Regions from separate parts of the Mus musculus genome. Here region 2 is linked to region 1. Evidence: chromatin contacts called from ENCODE Hi-C data. All regions are on one chromosome and are shown on one strand. Each heading gives the region's core, a stretch centred on a gene start or an enhancer-like site at or near the end of the contact. The rest is flanking DNA. Distances are from core to core; before and after follow the strand shown. Region 1 holds the start of 1700031M16Rik (RIKEN cDNA 1700031M16 gene). Region 2 has its middle 12 kb from the start of Adcy6.

Evidence for each region. Hi-C counts contacts between places; a loop is a spot of excess contacts on that map.
Region 2: a map of v-Abl transformed pro-B cells shows a loop between it and region 1 (2.6-fold over the local background). The contact joins the enhancer-like site here to the promoter of 1700031M16Rik in region 1. A Hi-C loop is called at or near these places in 1 of 37 maps with a recorded cell type or tissue (v-Abl transformed pro-B cells).

What each region holds. Positions count from the first base shown.
Region 1 is chr15:98,395,715-98,401,551 of GRCm38, forward strand. 1700031M16Rik (RIKEN cDNA 1700031M16 gene) reads left to right here and starts at 2,731. Exons shown (of 11, transcript NR_015496.2): 1 at 2,731-2,773; 2 at 3,287-3,373.
Region 2 is chr15:98,614,537-98,619,871 of GRCm38, forward strand. No RefSeq gene overlaps it. Among named protein-coding and RNA genes, the nearest start is that of Adcy6, 12 kb to the left of the region's middle. Within about 2 kb of position 1,340, at least 1 of the 3 ENCODE cell types and tissues checked has a DNase peak (open chromatin) inside an H3K27ac peak, as active enhancers do.

The DNA.
Region 1 (5,837 bases), core at 1,481-3,980:
ACTTTGAGCCAAAACCAACCAGAAAAGACAAAGACCCTTCATTCTGATCAAAAGAACAATCAACCATAAAGACACCACAGTCCTAAGTATATTCGTACTGTCTTAGTCAGGGTTTCTATTCCTGCACAAACATCATAACCAAGAAGCAAGTTGGGGAAGAAAGGGTTTATTCGGCTTACACTTCCATACTGCCGTTCATCACCAAAGGAAGTCAGGACTGGAACTCAAGCAGGGCAGGGAGCAGGAGCTGATGCAGAGGCCATGGAGGGATATTCTTTACTAGCCTGCCTCTCCTGGCTTACTCAGCCTGCTCTCTTATAGAAACCAAGACTACCAGCCCAGAGATGGCACCACCCACAAGGGGCCTTTCCCCCTTGATCACTAATTGAGAAAATGTCTTACAGTTGGATCTCATGGAGGCATTTCCTCAACTGAAGCTCCTTTCTCTGTGATAACCCCAGCTGTGTCAAGTTGACACAAAACTAGCCAGTACATGTACCAAACATAGTACACCCAATTTTACTGAAAACATATTGACCCTCAAGACAAAGATTAGCCCCCAACAGAATAATAGTGGTTGACTTCAATACCTCACTTCCTCCAACTGGCAGGTCATTCGGATAAAAAGTAAACAGAAAGATGGGAGTTAAATGAGATCATAAATCAAGTAGCCCTGACAGATATCTATGGAATATTTCACCTAAATACCACAGAACACACATTTTTCATAGGGCCTCACCCTGCCCTGAAATCTGGCAGTCTAGGGCTGCAGGAAGACAGGAAGTCATTGTCTTCAGTGGTGTAGCCACTGGGAAGCTACCTCTGCTATGGTTTCGCCCCTTTGCCCGAGGGACTGACCCTGGTTAACAGGTCCCAAAGCAAAAACTCAACTACAAAAACTAAGAGAGGCAGGACTAGCCTCTCCCTCAGCAGCTTTGGGAGTAACCGACCCTACATGGTACCTTCATTCCAGACATTAGATCTCTGTAACTGTGAAAAAATACATTTTCATTGCTTTTTTTTTTAGTGTTTTATACATTGAGATAAGTTTAATCTCATAAAGACAACCAAAAGCTTTAAAATGCCCATCAACTTTGAATTACATAAGTACAGAAATGTTGTTTCCTATGTAGGTAACGGATTTTTCACCCGAGTTGCTCAAGTGACCAAACCACCCATAATTATTTATTAATTCACTTTACATCCTGCCCGCACTCCCCTCCCTCCTTTCCCCCAGCCCCACCCTCACACACCCATTCCACCTCCTAGAGAAGGGGAGGCCACCCATGGGTTTTAAGGACTCAATATTGTGGTAATGTGTTATCACATCACCACGAGGAAAATACTTCACAGCACAATGGACTATTACATAGTAATGCAAAAGAATAAACTATTGACATACACAGTAAGATGAATAAATATAAAAATAATCAATCCACAAAAGGTACATATTATATAACATTATTAATTTAATATGCTGCAATTGTACTTTATAGTGACAGAAAACTTATCAGTAATTGCTTCAGGATGGGAAAAATACTAAAGGCAAGTAAGGTGAGTTAATAATTAAAACCAGGGGGCAGGGGGAATGGCTCATCGGTTGAGAGCACTGACTGATCAGACACACACACACACACACACACACACACACACACACTTTGAGGCATAGCCAGTAGCTCACAGCTGTCTGTAACTCCATTTCCAGGGGATCTGACACTCTCCCAGACATGCAGGCAGGCAAAACACTAATGCAAATAAAATTCAAAATAAATGAATCATTTTTTAAAATAATTTTAAAGAGATGCAAGGAAACTGTGTGTCATGGGTAAGCTTTGACCTGAGCTGTCAGGTGTACCATCTCACGTGACAAGAGAGACTGGGTGGGTGGAATTAGAATTTAATTTTGGATGGAGTGGAAGTGTCAGTTGGTTTGTGGACCATGTCTGTCCATGAAGGGATAAAAGTCTACACGGTGTGAGAAGATGGGCTTTTCTATCGGGGGCTGGTCCTGTCATTCTGTCACGGGTTAAATAATTGTGACTGCACTTCAGATTCCAGATGAAGGATTTCACACTCTCCTGCGGCTTCACTGAATCTCCCCCGCTATCACCCAGGCAGACTAGGGGCTCTGGGATGGTGTTCTTCTGCATGCCATCTTGCTGAACCCATGCCAAAGTTCCCACTTTGCTGGGAAGGCTGCACCTTGGCCCCAGTGCTTCTCTAAGGCTGCTCCTCCCGAGAGCCTGGACAGAAAAGCAGCAGCAAGACCTTGGTCCTGGTGCTGCTTAGACTTTTAGGAACCTTAGCTTTCAGTTTAATATTCGTTATCGCCAATTATTTTTGGCGATTTTTTTCCAAGTCAGAAACGTTTGAAATTCAGAACAAAAACATTTATCTTTACAGAAACCTTGAAGTCAGGTTTCTCAGGCCCTCTTTGGAAACTCGGAACAGAAGATAAATTCTGCTTTTTTGGGTCTCGCTCTGAAGATCAACAGATGTTTTATAAAACTATATAGAGGACAATAAAGGAGGCAAGGTCTCTAGAGACTAAACATAAAAATGTCATATTGTCTCTTCATTTCACCGACATGGGGTGGAGGTGACAGGGCCAGAGGCGAGCTGGGAGAGAGCTAATCCCCGCCCCACACACACCTATGACGTCATAGCTGAAGTCATAAAGTGTTGGGAGGAAAGGGTTAGCCTCAGGAGGAGGGTTGTGGTATGGGGTTCAGAAGGGAGAAAGCTTAAGGGGAAGGGTGTGAAGCATGGTCAGGTGAGTTTCTGACGGTGTGGAAGCTGAGGAAGGGTGTCAGTGGGAAGAGGAGGATGGAGCCCCACCAAAGGCAGGCGGGCTTGTTCCTCATCTGGACGTCTGCTTTGGCCTTGCAGACCCCAAGCATAATGACTATAGAGTTTCCTCCCCACAAAGCAATTGCCAGTGAGAGCTGACTGACCTCCCTCTGCCCAGCTTCCCCCCCTTAGCAGATGACTGATTCGGCATTCACGGTCTGCTCCTTTCCCGTCTTGCCTTAGATCCTATCTCAGCTAAGGAGCCTCTGGCCAGCCCCTTTCCTACATTGTTAAATATGATTTCTTCAGCTTATGAAGGAGAGCTTTCTTTACACATACCTCCCCTTCACACACACACACACACACACACACACACACACACACACACACACACTCAAAACAAGGACATCTATTGATGTAAGCCATGACACAGGTTCCTGTGCAGAGAAAGAGTATTCTTACCGTATGTCTGAGAGTCTCCTCTTATTTATTTCAGGGCCTGAAACTCTCTCCATCTTCAGCTCCAGGGGCCTGGCCATACCAAAAAAACATAGGCAAGAATGACATCTAAGCAGCAGAGAAGGTAGATTGCACCACCCACACCCTGAAAGAGCCCTTTGCTTGGCTTTATCTGCAGGGGGAGAGGCATCTCCTCTCCTCCCATTTCCATCTGGCCGCACCCAGGGTCCATGGGGACTTCTTTGTGTTCCCCCATCTCCTTGGTAGAAGGGACAACAGTCTCTCCATTCTAGCCAAGAAGGTGGGCTTGCTCTGTTCCTCTAAGGGTTGGCTGGGCGCTTCATCCTCCAAACACGGATCGTCCCAGAGCCAATGCTCTCTGAGCCCTTTGTGCCCTTTCTAGCATGAGTCTAAGCCAGACATTCAAAACCATGCTTCCAGATTGGAGAGATGGCTCAGTGGTTAAGAGCACTGACTGTTCTTCCAGAGGACCTGGGTTCGAATTCTAGCACCTACATGCTAATTCACAACTGTAAACTCCAAAATCTGACACCCTCACATAGACATACCTGCAGGTAAAACTCTAATATACATAAAATAAAAACAGTTTAAAAATGCTTCCCTCGCACTAGGATAGAAAAAGACAAAGCAAAAGACTATTTCTGTTAAATAAAAGAAGCTAAGTAGAAGACCTAGACAATGTCAGCTAAAATGAAAAGAATACAGTTTCTGTGGGTTTTTATACATCAGGGAAGCTTCAGGAAGGAACCAGAGCTTGGCTCAAGTCCTTGAAGCACATGACAGATGTTCTGAGATTAAGATGTCTTGGACTCTCTGCTGAAGAAAAGGGTGTTGTTGTTGTTGTTGTTGTTGTTGTTGTTGTTGTTGTTGTTGTTGTTTTGTTGGCAATAAAAGTATACAAGACACTGGACAGATAACACAAATCACAATAATGTTTGGAATGTACTTAACCACTGCAAAGGCCTTCCTATAAGTCTCCAAAGCCCTTTCCCTGTGTCACAGCCTGATCTGCTGCTCATCGGAGCAGGCCTTTCACACATTGGTGCCCAGCTCATGAAGGCTCAATCTTTCTACCTCAAGTTCGGGTAATTCTGTGTATCTGTCTCTCTCCTGCTCCAGGTGTCCTCTCTTCTGCTTTTCTGTTCTCATCTTTGTCACTCTAGCTTCATGACAACACACATATACAGAGAGAGAGAGAGAGACAGAGAGAGAGAGAGAGAGAGAGTTACTTGTCCCACTGTCCTTATCAACTGTGATTAGTCACCACCTGTTTAAAAGAACTTGGATTAAATATCAACATGGGCTGGAAAAAAATGGCTCAGTGCTTAAGAGCATGTATTGTTCTTTCAAGGACCCAAGTTTAGTTCCCAGCATCTGTGTCGATCAGCTCACAGTCACTGAAACTCCAGTTCCAAAGTGATCTGAGTCCTCTGGCATCTGAGGGCACCCACACTCATGTACACATACACACACACACACACACACACACACACACACACACACACACACACACACACACATCTACATATAACTAAAAATACAATGTCTCTATAAGCAAAGGCCCTGGTGGATCCTAATCTTGTTCTCTATACCCCTGGAACAGATGTATAGAACCCAAGGGAATGAATGAAGGATATTTTAGGATAAGGGCCATGGCTTAGACTGGAATGAGGAATGGCTATGCTCAGATAACTTGAGTCTCCTGTAGGATTCCTGGGCGATGTCTATCCTGTTCTATCCTGAACACATGCTCATTAAGGGTCCTGTCTTAAATAGAGATCTTCTGGGGCTCAGCATCCTTTAGGGACTCTTTGCTGTCTTCTGGGTCCCCAGACTAATAGAGAGTAAGGGTACTAATGCTTTCCCTTGGAAAAGCTACTTTCTGATGGCAGGGGCAGTTTAAGCAGGACCCCAGACAGAGACAGCAGGGTCCTCGGGTTCTTAAGTATGTTTTCCCTCCATCACCTTCCCCTCTCTTTTCAAATCCTATCTGAGGGACTCTATCCAGAGGAGCCTGAAACAGGTCTATGAAGCAATGGCCTCTTGCAGATCATTGTCAATCTCTTGGATTCCTTTGGGGTATCACGCCTACACAGTCCACATGTGACCAGAAGCTCTGAGTGAAGGTTTTTCAGGGACCCCATACTCAGCCCTCCCTCCCGGATGATGATGGCATTCTAGTAGTACTTAAGAATAAGACCTTGTTGGGCCATAGATGCACTACTGGATTTTTGCTTATAGCTCATTTCATTTTGACACTACACCCCTGACTTAAAGAGGTCCCTGTACTATACCACCCTTGTATTGTCGTTCTCTGAAATTGCATTTCCTAATAAAGAAAACAAGAATAAGACCTTCAGTTCTGCTCCCCGAGATGAGCAAAGTCTTTCCAGCTCTTCCTCAGTATGCCACTCCAACTCTATCAGAAGTCGCCAAGGAAAACTAGAATGCACTTGGGGACACAAAGACGACAGAGGTTTTATAATTGCATGCACTTCCTCCAAGGGGACCTAGGTAGGTCAAAGACAAGAGAGGGGAGTGGCTCTGACAGGCAAGAGAATGGTGCC
Region 2 (5,335 bases), core at 90-2,589, 220 kb after region 1:
CCCTGCTCTGATTATTCGCAACAGCTGTGGATTATTCCAGTCCTCTCCTGAGGTTTTCTCCGAAGGGCAAGCAGACATTGGCTCCACGTGGCTGTGGAGAGTACACTGGGCTATACCGCAGTGGGCCCTTGTTGACCAGAGCGGTGTGTGAACCACTGTTGTCAGCCAGCAGCCGAAACCAGGGAATCCTCAGACCAGCAGGTTAGAGTCTGGGCCTTCTGCCAAGCCCTTCCACGACAGAGGACTGCCTGCGCTAGACATGTTTCAGCCAAATTATCTGTCTCTGAAATGCACTAAGCCTGTTTATAAAGCTTTGCTGGAGGATGCTGGGAAAACAAAACAAAACTTCTCTAAGGCTACCTCCCAGACTTACCCCGAGCCCTGCTGAGAAACAGGGCCCTTGGGGAGACTGTGACAGAATATTAACCTGCTGAAATAACCCAATACAGATGTGTGTCAGGGCAGGTAACACTCAGGAACAGCGGGCCTCAAAGTGTTAGGAAATAATGGGAAAAACTTAAAATGGAGAACATGCTCTTCCTTTTGGAACCAGGAGCCATCTGTTTCTATTCCATATTCATAGCAGAGTCCCGTGACCCAGCCCATGGACTACGGACCCTGCTGAGCCCTCTAAGAAAAAAACATTACAGTAACCAAAGTGTTAGGCCTGACAAAGAGGAGAGAGAGACTAGAGGCCACCAGAGTGAGCTGCAGCTAACGTCCAGGCCAGCTTAGTCTCGGTGATCTTTTGGGATTGGATGGTCAGGACAGACGGGTCCTAAGAGGGGTCATTCTCACCTCTCCTTTTCTGGAGGAGGAAACTTCTAGCTGGAGAGTATATTGCATGCAAATGCAAGCTTCACGGAGGTACGCGTTTCTGGACAACACTGCCCACAGTACTGAGAACGCTCGACTATGGCACAGAATAAGCTTGGCTTTTTTTTTTTTTTTTTTTCTGAGCCTTCCCTGGGTTGTTCAAATAACAGCTAAGCTCTGGCGTCGTAAACGACCGTTCCCTAACATTCCTGGCTTGAGGCTAAGGTTTCCACACACTTTCATTGTTGGTGTTGCTACTGCTGTTGTTTTTCAAGACAGGGTTCTAGCCGGGCAGTGGTGGCACTTGCCTTTAATCCCAGCACTTGAGAGGCAGAGGCAGGCGGATTTCTGAGTTCAAGGCCAGCCTGCTCTACAAAGTGAGTTCCAGGACAGCCAGGGCTATACAGAGAAACCCTGTCTCGGAAAAAAAAACAAAAAAAACAAAAAACAAACAAACAAACAAAAAAACCACAGGGGTTTTCTGTAGCCCTGGCTGTCCTGGAACTCCCTGCAGACCATGCTGGCCTCTCTGCCTCAGAGTGCTGAGATGAAAAGCCTGCACACCGCCTGGCTCTTGGCGCTGTTCTATTAATAGGTGCTAGGGAACTAAGGAGACAGGGTCCCTTTTGTTGAAGAGTATCTGTACTGGGGATACCCATCCCTGGGCATGCTGACGGGCTCCAGTTACGAGTGTGAGATGTGTGTACCAATCTTGTAGAGGACTTGAATTCAGATCCCACCACAACCCGGGTGCAACCACCTGTAACTCCAGCTCCAGAGGGTCTGAAGCCTTTGCCTTCCAATGGTAAATGTGCTCCCATACCTCCCCCCACCACACACACACACACACACACACACACACGCACGTAAAAATAAAATCTTAAAGATTAAACAACAAATAAAGAAAAGAAGTCAGGATAACTGCTACTATAATCACCATTAAGTAAGGAATGGACTTGATAAAGTGGATGGGAAAGAAACCGAGGTGGCACTGTCAAGAGCTGTCTCTTGGAGAAGTGACATTTACATGGCCACCTAAACGACAAGGACGACAAGGACGAGGAGCCCTCCATGCAAAGAATATGGGTTGAGAGCATTCCAGGCAGAAGGAACGGTTAATGCAAAGCCCTCGGGCAAGGGCAGCTCACTGGGCTCTAGAAAGACAAAGAAAGCCAGTGAGGCCAAAGCGGTAGATGAGGTCAGAGCGGCAGGCAAGCCCTGGCTGGCGCAGAAGCGCACAGGCCACTGGAAGGAGTCTGGATTCCATTCAGAGTGTAATGAGAAGCCTCTGGAGGTGTTAAGCTCGGAAGTGGCACACTCTGATTTATGGTTTTAAGAGATCATGCTGGCTTCTGGGTGAAGAATGAACCGTGGGATGAAGGGATTGGAGGGGAACCACTTAGGAAGCTATTACAATGGGTCCAGCAGAAGGAACCGCAGCTTAGGCAAGGACAGCAATAGTGGCTGGGAGAAATGACAAAGACTCAGGCAATGTGAATTGGAGTACCCCGTACCTGCTGCGGTTCCTTTGGTAACTCTCATTCTCGTCAAATCGTTATCAGCAAGCAACAAATATTTGCCAGGGACCTATACTGTGCCAAACATCGTACTGGGCACTGAAATACCAGTCCAGAGGAGAAGCCACGTTCCACTCCATTCTGCCCACGTGCTGGAGGAACATGCCTCACCCTGATATCCCTGCCCTGTCCTCGATGGGCAGAGGTGGGGAGTGGGGTGTTGACAGTTGGAAAATTGATGCCATAAAACAGAAGAGTTCAAAGTCCCCTCAAGATCTCTGAGCAAAGACCAGGAGAACCCCAAGCTTCCACAGTTAGGAAAGAGGGAGCAGAGAAGCCTCTCGCGGCTCACACTGCTCTTTATCTTCTGAGTTCCCACAGCCCAGTCTGACAGAGCCCCCCTCAAACTTCATCACTTCGCCACTAGTTTTTGTTATCCCAAACTCCCCAACCCCACTTCGGGAATTTTTTTAGTCTCTTGTGCCCCCTGGTGGCACATTCTGGGTACTGCGGTCCATAGTTGTCTCGGTTTCACGACTCGCGATAATTTGAAGACTGGGAAAGTCTGGAAGAGCTGAAATGTCACTGCACCGGGGCACAGGACTATATCAGTTTCCCGGAATTGGAGGCAGGATTTAGCCCTCCATCTACGCTGAACATGATGCCAGAATCACCTTTTGTCTATGAGTCGAATAAACCAGCCAGTCTCAGTCACCAGTGTGTTCAGAGAGCACTGATCAGAGAATCTTTGGACATTTACACCCAGAGGTTTGGAGCTGATGACATCAGGGAGGGTGATTAGAATGCCACAAGAACAGAAACCCCCTTCCATCATTCTGTTCCTGCTTGGCTTTCAAGTCTGACCTTTCCCAGTTCTGAGTAAGTGTCTCACTAACATTTTGACAAATGTCACTCATACTTCCATTAGTTAGAGTTTGTTTCTATTTTTTCAGACAAGAAGATACCCGGAACGTTGGACAATTAGGCAAGTCTCTTTGAACCTCAGTTCTTCCTTTGTAAAGAGGGAAAAGCCGGGCAGTGGTGGCACTTGCCTTTAATCCCAAGCACTTGGGAGGCAGAGGCAGGCAGATTTCTGAGTTCGAGGCCAGCCTGGTCTACAGAGTGAGTTCCAGGACAGCTAGAGCTACACAGAGAAACCCTGTCTTTTTTTTTTTTTTTTTTTTTTTTACTGCCCTGTGAGAAACCCTGTCTTGAAAACAGTTATAGTCGGGCAATTATAACTAAATGGTTCTGTCCACCAGGAAATGGGGTGTAGTCTAATAGAATGATCTGTTTTAGGGTATCAAAGCCACAAGAAACTGTCTGTGTGTGGGGGTGCTGCATGCGTGTGGATGCTCTTGGAGACCCGAGAGGAGCATCAACCCCCCCCAGAGCCATTGTGAGCTGTTCACCTGGGTGCTGGGAACTGAACTTGGGTCCTCTGGAGGAGCAACAAACACTCTTAACTGCTGAGCTGTCTCTCCAGGCCCAGGATTCAGACAGCTCTTGGGACTGTAGTTCTCAGTCCTTGCCAGGGCTCTCCAACATGGCACCAAGGGAAATCTGCTAGCAAAACAGAAAGTACAACCTTATGGACTAACCAAACACCTACCTGTCTTAGTCAGGGTTGCAATTCCTACACAGACATCATGACCAAGAAGCAAGTTGGGGATGAAAGGGTTTATTCAGCTTACACTTCTACATTGCTGTGCATCACCAAAGGAAGTCACGACAGGAACTCACACAGGACAGGAACTTGTCGTCAGGAGTTCATGCAGAGGCCATGGAGGGATGCTGCTTACTGGCTTGCCTCCCCTGGCTAGCTCAACTTGCTTTCTTATAGAACCCAGGACTCCTAGCCCAGGGATGGTCCCACCCACAAGGGGCCTTTCCCCCTTGATCACTAATTGAAAAAATGCCTTACAGCTGGATCTCATGGAGGCATTTCCCCAAATGAAGTTCCTTTCTCTGTGATAACTCCAGCTTGTGTCAAGTTGACACACAAAACCGGCCAGTACACTACCCGTGACTTTTCCTGTCTGAAAAGAGTCACTAGGTCAGCCGTACTAAGGGGAATCAGTACACCAGGGCATTAAAAGGACATCTGAGGCGCATTATAGCTATCTTGGTCTGCTTGCCACAGTGAAAGGACTGTAGTCACTGGTCAGAACCTCTTCCAAATCTCATCTCCTAGACGAGCCATGTTGGCACATGGCTGCAGCCTGAGTTTTGGGAAGCTGAGAAGAAGATCGATGTGGTTAGAAGGCAGCCCAGTGAAGATATAAGACCTCATCTCAAAAGGAGGAAGAAGCAGAGGAAAGAAGGGAGAAGGAAGAGGGAAGAGGAGAAGGAAAGAGGGAAGAGGAGAAGGAAAGAAGGAAGAGGAGAAGGAAAGAAGGAAGACGATCCCCCTTTCTCCTTGAAAGTTTTAAGTTCTTCCAAAATCTAAACCTGTTTCAGCAAGTGTTCTATTGCTGTGAAGAGATACCACGACCAAGGCAACTTACAAAAAGAAGCTTTTAATTAGGGGTTAGTCCATGGTCTCCATGACAGGAAGCAAAAGGCACGCACGCGGAGGGAGCAGTAGCTGAGAGAGAGAGACTGGGCATTGTCACGGGCTTTTGAAACCTCAAAGCCACCCCAGTGACACGCCCCCTCCAACAAGACCATGCCTGCTAATCCTTCCTAAACAATTCCAACTGGAGATCAAGCATTTAGGTATACAAGCCTATGGTAGGCATTTTCACTCAAACTACCACAAAACCCATCAAAATTAACCACTCTCCCGAATCCAAAAAGTTGAAGATACAGTATGTCATAGCTGTATACATTTTTTAAACTATTCTGGGGACAGAGTCTAAGGCCATGTGCATGGTAGGCAAACAAGTGATAAGTATCCACCACCGAACACATATCAAGCCTTGAAAATGGTCTTGAGCTGAGCAGTGGTGGTGCACGCCTTTAATCCCAGCACTTGGGAGGCAGAGGCAGGTGGATTTCTG